Regions from separate parts of the Homo sapiens genome. Here region 1 is linked to region 2. A link is a contact called in ENCODE Hi-C or POLR2A ChIA-PET data. All regions are on one chromosome and are shown on one strand. The core of a region is the stretch at or near the end of the contact, and the rest is flanking DNA. Distances in the headings are between cores, read along the strand shown.

The links. Hi-C counts contacts between places; a loop is a spot of excess contacts on that map. ChIA-PET counts read pairs that join two places held with the same protein, here RNA polymerase II (POLR2A). Pooled maps may share reads with other maps.
Region 1: a map of ascending aorta shows a loop between it and region 2 (3-fold over the local background). The contact joins the promoter of EFL1 here to the promoter of RPS17 in region 2. A Hi-C loop is called at or near these places in 2 of 168 maps with a recorded cell type or tissue (ascending aorta and naive thymus-derived CD4-positive, alpha-beta T cell), 7 of 37 single-sample maps with no recorded cell type and 17 of 50 pooled maps. POLR2A ChIA-PET finds 5 or more read pairs at or near these places in 6 of 52 experiments (A549, B cell, H1 and 3 more).

What each region holds. Positions count from the first base shown.
Region 1 is chr15:82,259,249-82,263,983 of GRCh38, forward strand. It overlaps EFL1 (elongation factor like GTPase 1), which reads right to left and starts at 3,486. Exons shown (of 20, transcript NM_024580.6): 1 at 3,366-3,486; 2 at 2,440-2,549. The coding sequence starts at 2,530. It overlaps SAXO2 (stabilizer of axonemal microtubules 2), which reads left to right and starts at 3,570. Exons shown (of 4, transcript NM_001348699.2): 1 at 3,570-3,684. The coding sequence starts at 3,632. RefSeq lists a silencer at 1,416-1,602 and enhancers at 3,611-3,700, 3,721-3,790.
Region 2 is chr15:82,537,627-82,541,706 of GRCh38, forward strand. It overlaps RPS17 (ribosomal protein S17), which reads right to left and starts at 2,831. Exons shown (of 5, transcript NM_001021.6): 1 at 2,800-2,831; 2 at 2,355-2,506; 3 at 1,254-1,359; 4 at 680-745. The coding sequence starts at 2,802. RefSeq lists silencers at 2,838-2,957, 2,968-3,067 and an enhancer at 3,187-3,688.

The DNA of each region.
Region 1 (4,735 bases), core at 2,236-4,735, 280 kb before region 2:
GTTTAGTAAAGATTTTCTATTTACCTATGCTAGGTGACAAAAGAGATTTATTAGACTTTTGAACAGAATATCATCTGGAAGGACACAGAGGCTAGCACTCTATAATGCTGTAATCTTATCTCCAACCCTGTGGATCTACTCAACCTCATCTGAAAAGTTGTCAAGTAACTTTAGAGAACATACTCTTTTGCCATATTTCCCCATGCATGGCCTCAGCTGGAATTTGCTAAACTGTCTTAAGAAAATACTTACTTATCAAAGAAATTCAGGAACATTATCCATATCTCTTACTGTTTGTAATATAGCATGTGGAGGGCATAAACATACTGTAACAACCAATGAAACCTAGTATCCAAATCTAAACCTAGGAATCTACTTTAAAGCAAAAGAATCTTCGAATATATTTATAGTTACTTTTATTAAGCAGACTACATACAACTAAAGTCTATGAGATTTTATGTGATATAAACAGGTGATTCTGTGTAAAGAATGTCAGGGGTATGCATAATTACTACAACTGGGTTGGAGTAAGCAAAGGAGGGTTTTTTTCCTTCAAGACAAGTCTTTATTGCACTTTAGGAACTTCAGCAAAGCTATGGAATCTCTGTATTGTTCAAACCAGAGACCAATGAGTAGGAGAACTGAAGATATTTAACACTGCTATCTGTCTGCAATGTAAATATGTATTAGCATATAATCCTAGAGCATCACTTTCCTGCTACCCAGTAAAGCTGAATTTATTCTAAGTACACCAAGTATATACCTCCCTAGAAAATAATTATCAAGCAAGCAGGAACTTTGCTTTATTCACAGCAGTATCCCTAGGACCAGAACAACGCTTGTCATATAGAAGACCTTCAGAAAATACTTGTTGAATGGATGAATCCCAGGTTTTTTAGGATAGTAGCAGCTTAACATAATTTTAAACAATACATTTAAAGTAATTTGTTACACCCCACTAACTTTCCACTTGAATAAATTCATAAAGAAAAAAAAAACCCTTTTATCAGCCTTCACATTCTCAAAATGTGAGCAGTAAAATTATAAAAACTCATGGAGGCAGGGGTTACTCACTGGATTTGTACTAAAACTCATTCACAGCTGGCTTCACTTGTAAGTGATCCACTATCTGTCTTTCTGTCAGTTTCCATACTCACATTACTTCAGCTCTTCTATCAATGACAACAGCCACCTAATCTCTGACTTTGGATCCATCCTAAGCATGTCTACCAATCTAATCTTTCTCATGTTTTATTTGATTACATCATTCCTGCTCCATGTTTTCCCCCAAAGGCTCCCTACTGCCTAATAGTAGACATTAATGATCGTTTTCATGGTGAAGCGTTTACCTTCCCTCTCATTATTATCACATTTAATCCTATAGCCTATAAAGCAGGTATAGTTTTCATCCTGTTTTACAGATGCTGTATATTGAAGCTCAAAAAGGCAAGGTATGTAACTTGAAAATGGAGATCTGAACTTAGGTTGTCTAACTCCAGAGCTGGAGCACTCAACTCTTATCCCAGTTCCTAGCTGGCATGAGCAGCTCTATGAGATATGACTCAGCCTGCTTCTTCACCTCGCCAACTGGTCCTTCATCTTCAGGATGGTAAATATGTTTTATTTCATATGCCCATCCCAATCACTTTGCTGTGGTTACCTAAACTACCAAGAGGTTTGAAATCAAGAGGAGGCTTAGCATGAAGGAGCGCTATGGAGTTACAGCAGTATCTGTCAGAAGAACATACCATGGGTTAGCTATCTCTGCCTTTCCCATATACTGGGCTTTGACCACATATATTTCCCTCTCCCCTTGATGACACATTCCCACCTGTAATGATTATCTCCATTTGTCATCTTGAGCCCCCTTCAAGTGTCATCTCTAATACTAATTATGTTGTGAGGTCTTTTCCTAACCCCTCACTTCCTAATCCTCTAGTTCTCCCAACCTTAGAGTCTACTTTTTTCTCTTGTTTGTCTCATTTTGCTCTGCTCCCCGTTAAAACCTCCCCTGGGCTAGTGCCCTACTCATAAATCTCCACCTTCAGACATACTAAGCAAAATATCTTGAACTTAACAGACGTTTGATAAATATCTGATGAATTAAATAGGATCACATACCACAGACTCTAAGGACATTATGTCAAGACTACAGACATTTTATATGTAAAGCCATTTCAAAAACAAAAAATTCAAGTTCTGCTTTAAAAAACAACATGACATAATATATAGAAGAATGCTACTCACTAGGTAACCGTGTTCATTTCAAATGCTTTATAGCAAAGCAGGCTTCCCTAACATCACACAAAACTTTTAAAGAAAGAAGACTTGCTTCTTAGCAAACATCACTCTCAGCTGTCCACAGCTTCACTCCACTGAGACATACAGAGACACATCTCCCTTATTTATCAAAATAAGCCATTTAAAAAGTATTCTTACCATGGTCAACATGAGCCAAAACACAAATATTCCTGATGTTGGCAGTGTTTTTCTGGAGTTGAATCATCTTATCCAAACTGTTGAGCACCATGATTACTTATTTCCTGTGACTAAAAATTAAATATGTATTACAAATGGCCCAGAGGCTAAAGGTCGGGGCAAAAGAAAAAAATAATAATAAACGCTGGGAGGTGGCAAGCTTCTCAAACCCCTTAAACCAAGAACCCAGTGAATGTTTATTGATGAGATAGACCACCAAGGCCTAAGTCCAGTTCGAGCACTAAAGTCAGTATCCTACCACGATTACACTTAAGGAGTTTGCTCATCCTTCCGGATCCAAAGGCTGCGATGAATCACGCAGCTCGAGGGGACTGGGTGCACAGTGACACCAGTAACCCTGCCGGTGGAGGAGTACTCCAGTAAACATCTCCAGGCCAATGACCACGTACAGGAAGGGTTGCATCCAGGAGGGAGAGAAAATGCTGAAGAAGATGCTCCCTTTCTCTCTTCAGTCTTCCCCCAAGTCCCTCATTCTGACATTCTCGCTCGTCCTCGCGCGAGGTCAAATACCCAGCTTTATTCCTGCCCATGGAGCCCGAACAAAGTTTTGGGTCACGTGCTTATTATCCAAGCAGGTGCACTGCCGGTCTTTCATTCCTTTCTAAATAAAAAGGAAAAACCTCTACACTACATGCCCTTCATTTCTGCAGGGTCCCAGATTCGTTCTCTTTGAGGATCCTGGGTCCACACAGACAGGCGACCGCCCCGGCCCCAGACGGGAAGCGGCACTCCGGGGACCGAAGCTCCCAGCCCGCGCTCGGCCCCAGCCCCTGTTCCCGCCTCAGAGCCGCAGCGAGCGGGTTCCTCCGGCACCGCCCAAAGGCTGGCCTAGGAGGTTCCAGCCCCCAGCGCCAGCCCACACTCACCGGCTGCAGCAGCCCCACCAGCCCCGCTCCTTCTCTCGGGTCGCACCCACACCGAGAGCTTCCGAAAGTCCGAGAGCTCTGCGGGTCCGACACGCCCGCGCGCCAGGGGGCGGGGCCGGCTGTCGCTCGACCTTTCACCCGCACGTCTCTGACGCCGCCGGAAGCCGGCGCCGAGTCTGTCACCGGGCATCCCTCTGTTGCCTTGACTACGGCGGGCGCTGTGGGAGTGGAGAAGCTGCAAGTGCTGAGGCGCGGTGGAGGAAAGCATGGGAGCCAAGAGTATGAGGAGCTGGTGTCTGTGTCAGATTTGTAGCTGCGGGTAAGAAACGGCTGGTGTAGCGGCGGGCCCGGGCTTGGGAGCCGACCTAGGGCCTAGGTGCACGGAGCCGGCTCCTCGGGAACCCTGAGAGTGGCCGTCCCCCGGAGATGAAGGGACGAGGGCGCAGCGACATCCCCACTTATCCCGCTCCGCGAATACTCGCTCCTCACCCGCCTGCTACCCGGGGGTAAAACGTTTGTTCGTAGCCCCTGAGACTCCCAATCAAGGATGCAAAGTAAAATGCCACCCGGGCCAGGTAAGTAATATATGTGAAGCCGCGACGGGATATAACGCTGGTGAGTAGTGGGATGTGATCCGACTGGGAGAGTGCATTTCCACCCCATAATCCCCCACCACGAAGATGAGAAAGAACAGTGCTCAAGGCCCTGAGTCTGCAACCCATATCACATTTTCTTTCATCTGTAGCTTTCTGTCCTCCCAGCCAGACCATATTCCCATTCCCGTCCAGGCAGCAGTTCTTTGGGATCCGCCTGACTGAAAAGTCAGTAAGTAGTCCCTACCCTGAAATCTAGAATCCAACTGTGAGTCCTGCCTAACAACCTTCCATCACCTGTAAACACAGTCCTCTCCTTCCTCAGCTTCACTATTGACCCAGGGATTAGATCATTATTTGCTAAGTAAATATGAACGTTGTCAATCCCTGGTGTATTTGTAATCCCATTCAAAGAAAACACCTACATGTTGATGGAAAGCAGTTTTTTTAATAGTCTCATAATAAACACAGTTCATAATTATATATAGATTAAAATATCAACAAATTAACTTTGGGTGTATGAATCCTCAGACTGGTGTGCAGGAGAAAATTTTTACTTTTCTCCTAATTTATATTCAACGCAAGTTCCTTTCTCATTCAACTGTAAGGAAATTCAGTCTTCATTATGTTGAGGGCCACCATTGGAATGGCGTGATTTTACTTCTTGTTTGTTTGTTTTGGGCTGTGGTTGTTAGTTTTGTCTTTTTAAGGGTTTATTTTTATTTTTTGACAATGCAATAAATACACAAGAAGTATCATAAAAATCTAAGCAAAAAT
Region 2 (4,080 bases), core at 1,581-4,080:
CAGCGCAGTGGTTATTTCAGGAAGAAAAGACCCACAGCGGGGCTGTAGCTGTACTGGTGATGTTTTTCTGAAGCTGGGAAAGTACATGTGAGTTCATTTTGCTACTACCTTTTTGAGTGTCTTAAACATTTAATGACCATAAAAATAGGAAAAATGAAGTTGTTCAAAATCACCAACCGCCCATGAAGCCCATGCTTTCACCCAAGTATGCAAAAGGACTAAGATAAGCCATAGAAAAAACATCAAAGTGCAATGAAGATACTCGTGAACTACCTAAGTAGTGCCTTGTATGTACCTGGAAATGGACCAAAGCTCATTTCTGAGTGGTTAGCATGGAGACACCAAAGGAATGCCTTCACAGAAGAAAAGCAGGCAGATTCAGCCAGGGCTGACACAAAGGGGGCAACGTAAGCCAGCTATAAAACCAAGAACAGAAGCAGCCAAGAGAGAAAAGGTGTCCTGGAAGCCACTAGATTTGGGAATCATGATCTTGTGGCGAACTAACTCAATGCACACAACTTCCGCTACACCCCTTATGAAAGCAGTCCAGTTTAGTGGCTACAAGTTTAGATGGGATTCCCAACTCTGCCACTTACTAGCTGGGTGACCTTGGATAATAAGACCTACTGATGGTTTTTGACCAGGAAAATACCACTTTAGGAATCCAGCAAACACTTACCAAAAGCTTCAGCATTTCCTTAGTGTCAGGATCTACTTCAATAATCTCCTGATCCAAGGCTGAGACCTACAAGGAAACGAGGTAGGGTCAAAATACCAATCAATGAGATTATCACTCACCTCTCCTCCTCCTCTCCCCAGGTTCTTAAATATGGGGAAGAGGAGCTGCACAAGGATAGCATTCCTCTCACAAGGTGAGCAGTCTCTTACAGTATTACAGACCCCGATGACCTGTTCTTCTGGCCTTACCTTCCCATGCCCTCATTCAGTATTCAGAACACTTGAAGTCTGTGTTTACACCAAAGAATACTATATTAGGGGCAAACAATCGAGCCACGACAGCAGTCATCAAATCAACATTAAGGGCTCTCATGAAATATGGAATAGACTTAACTGGTTCCAGAAGAGCAGAATGGAGGCTAAGAAACTGGTAGGGGGCCTATGGGCACCCACAGCTGGTTATGGAATGTATGGATTAAAGGTCTCAGATTCAGCTGAGGTCCCTTTGGAAGCCAAGAACCCATAGCTTTATCATTTGAGGATTAGCCAGAAGCCCAAATATCCAGAAAGTTTACCTCAGGAACATAATTGTCTCTCCTTTCTCTCTCCTCCTCCTGCAGCTTGATGGAGATACCTCTTACTGGGCCTCTCTGAATTCGCTTCATCAGATGCGTGACATAACTACAAAGCACACACAGCCAAAGAGAACAGTGAGAAGACAAATCAACTCCCACCTGGTACTGAGCACATGTGCATATATAAATACCCGCTTTAGTTCTTTTCCACAGTGAGAAGGAAGAGGACTCACTATCCTGGGACCTCCTACACATAGAACCTCCACTGGCCTGAGCATTCCTTCCCCTTGGTTTCTCACTCTCTATTCAAACTCTCCTTCATGATGATCAAGCGCCCCACCCCCAACTCGCCCCGCCCCGCCCCGCAGTTTCACGACCCTTCACAGCCTTCATTTTCTTCCAATTTCAAATTCACATAACTTGGCAATTAATACGTTGACTTTGGCACTATTCTTCCAGGCCATATGCCTATAAATCTCTCGAACAGTAACTGCAACTGTGAAGTAAGCATTAGAAGTTGACATCCAGCCGGGCGAGGTGGCTCACGCCTGTAATCCCAGCAATTTGGGAGGCCGAGGCGGGCGGATCGCTTGAGGTCAGGTGTTCGAGACCAGCCTGGTCAACATTGTGAAACCCTGTTGTCTACTAAAAATACAAAAATTAGCCGAGTGTGGTAGCACGTGCCTCTAATCCCAGCTACTGGGAAGGCTGAGGCATGACAATCGCTTGAACCCGGGAGACGGAGGTTGCAGTGAGCCGAGATGGCGCCACTGCACTCTAGCCTGGGCGCCAGGGCAAGATTCCGTCTCAAAAAAAAAAGAAAAAAAAGAAAGAAAAAAGTTGACAACTAAAAGCAACGTAGCTTCAAAGCAAGAGGTCTGACGGTGGCTACCTTCGACCCAGGGTCACCGCGGCCAGTCATGACACAGGCCTAAGTTCACAACAGAAATCCTGCACACGCAGAGCTCTAGCCCTTCTCCGGGACACCAGGGAGTCTCAGGCTAACGAAACCACCAAGGCACCGTCTCTTCCCGAGTCGGAGGGCGGCAGAGCACACAAACAGATCGCGGAGCCCCGGAGGCCGAGGAAGGCCCGACTCACCCTGCTATCTTGTTGCGGAGCTTTTTGCTGGGGATAATGGCGATCTCCTCGCACACGCGCTTGTTCGTGTGGAAGTCGTTGCCCAGGCGCGTGTAGTACTTTTCTATGATGACCCGGGCCGCCTTCTTCACGGTTTTGGTGCGAACGCGGCCCTGCGGGTGGAGAGGACAGGATCACTCACGAGCCAGCGCAACCTTCTGGGAAGAGTGCGGCGCCGAGCCCCGGCCGGTGTGGTTGGGGACCGCCGGCTGCGCTGAGCCGGAGAGGGCCCGGCTAAACAGTGCCGGGCGCCGGGCTTAATGCGGAAGCCGCCGGCCCGTTGCGCTCCAGCCTGACAGGGCTCTGCGCCTTCCCGGCCCAGGGCCTCTCTGTGGGCTGAGGACCGCGGGAAGCTGCAGATGGGGGACGATTGTGGAGGATGGCGGCCTCGAGCCAAAACACCTACCATGTTGGCGGGTCCTTGGTAAAAGAGGAAACAGGAAGCACAGGCGAAGCCTGTTAAAGCTTAGGCCAGAAAGCCGCTTCCGCCCGGCCACGGTCGCTCTGAGCCTACTCGGGAGCCACACAGCGCCCCCTGGCGGAGTGGAGCGGGGGCGGCGGTGGCGCGCCCCTCCGGTGGGCAGGGTGTCTGTCCCGCCCCCGACGGCTCCTCCCTTTCCGCTCCCCGCTCCCCTCGGTTGACTTGGGCTCGCTTCTCTCCCCCATCTGATTTTTAATGGGACCGCCCGTGCGATGTGCTCTAGCGTAGCGTCCATCTCTTCCACACACGCCAGGGAGAGGAGAAGCATCCGGTCCTCGGGAGGACCGAGAAAAGAAGGCGATCCAGGGCCGTGGAACAATGAGGAAGTGGGGGATGGCGGCCGCCCAGGTCCCCCACTCAGTCCGCGGGCCGGAGACTTGTCAGGTAGAGACAGGGTGCGACTGGGCGAGACGTATCTCATTTCTTCCGGGCCTTTGCTCAAATGTCGCCTTATCAGAGGGCTTTCCCTTCAAACTTAGGTAAAATAACTCCCTCACTATCCCTGCTTATATTTCCTAGCACTTGCCGTGTGATTCGGCTTATTTTTCTCAACTAGGGGTGAGCTCCATGACAGTAATGGTCATTTTGTTTAGCTAATTCCCAGTGCTTGAACAGCGCCTAGCACGTAACAACCTCTAACATTGACGTGAAGGGCCCAGCTCACCAGCAGAGCTCCCAACACCTCAGGTACCTTCTCCATCCACTATCTTCAGGCTGTTCCTGCCGCACCCATCCTCAAACCAGGGCCTTCCGAAGCCACCAGCGCAGGCTGCCCCGATGGGCCGCAGCCTAGGTAGGGCCCTGCCCCCTTCTTCCAACTCTGCTCCCTGGGCTGACAGCAATCCTAGGCTCCCACCTGACAGGGGAAGGCTGAGCTGGCCAGGCTGGATGAGTTAAGCCCAGGGCTGTGCCTCATTCCTCAACGCACCTTGGGTACTCCAGTCGGACTCTCAACTGATTGGGGATGGAAACCTGAAGGACAGGAAACCCTGGCAGCAAAAAGTACCAATGGGACAAAAGAAAAGGCCAGAATCTCAGAACTGCGGGAGCAAACTTCCAGTCAAGCTGCTGTCAGGCCCGAAGTGAAAGATCAGGGTTTTTGTTTTTGTTTTTGTTTTTGAGACGGAGTCTTGCTGTCGCCCAGGCTGGAGTGCAGTGGCGCGATCTCGGCTCACTGCAACCTCTGCCTCCCAAGTTCAAGCGATT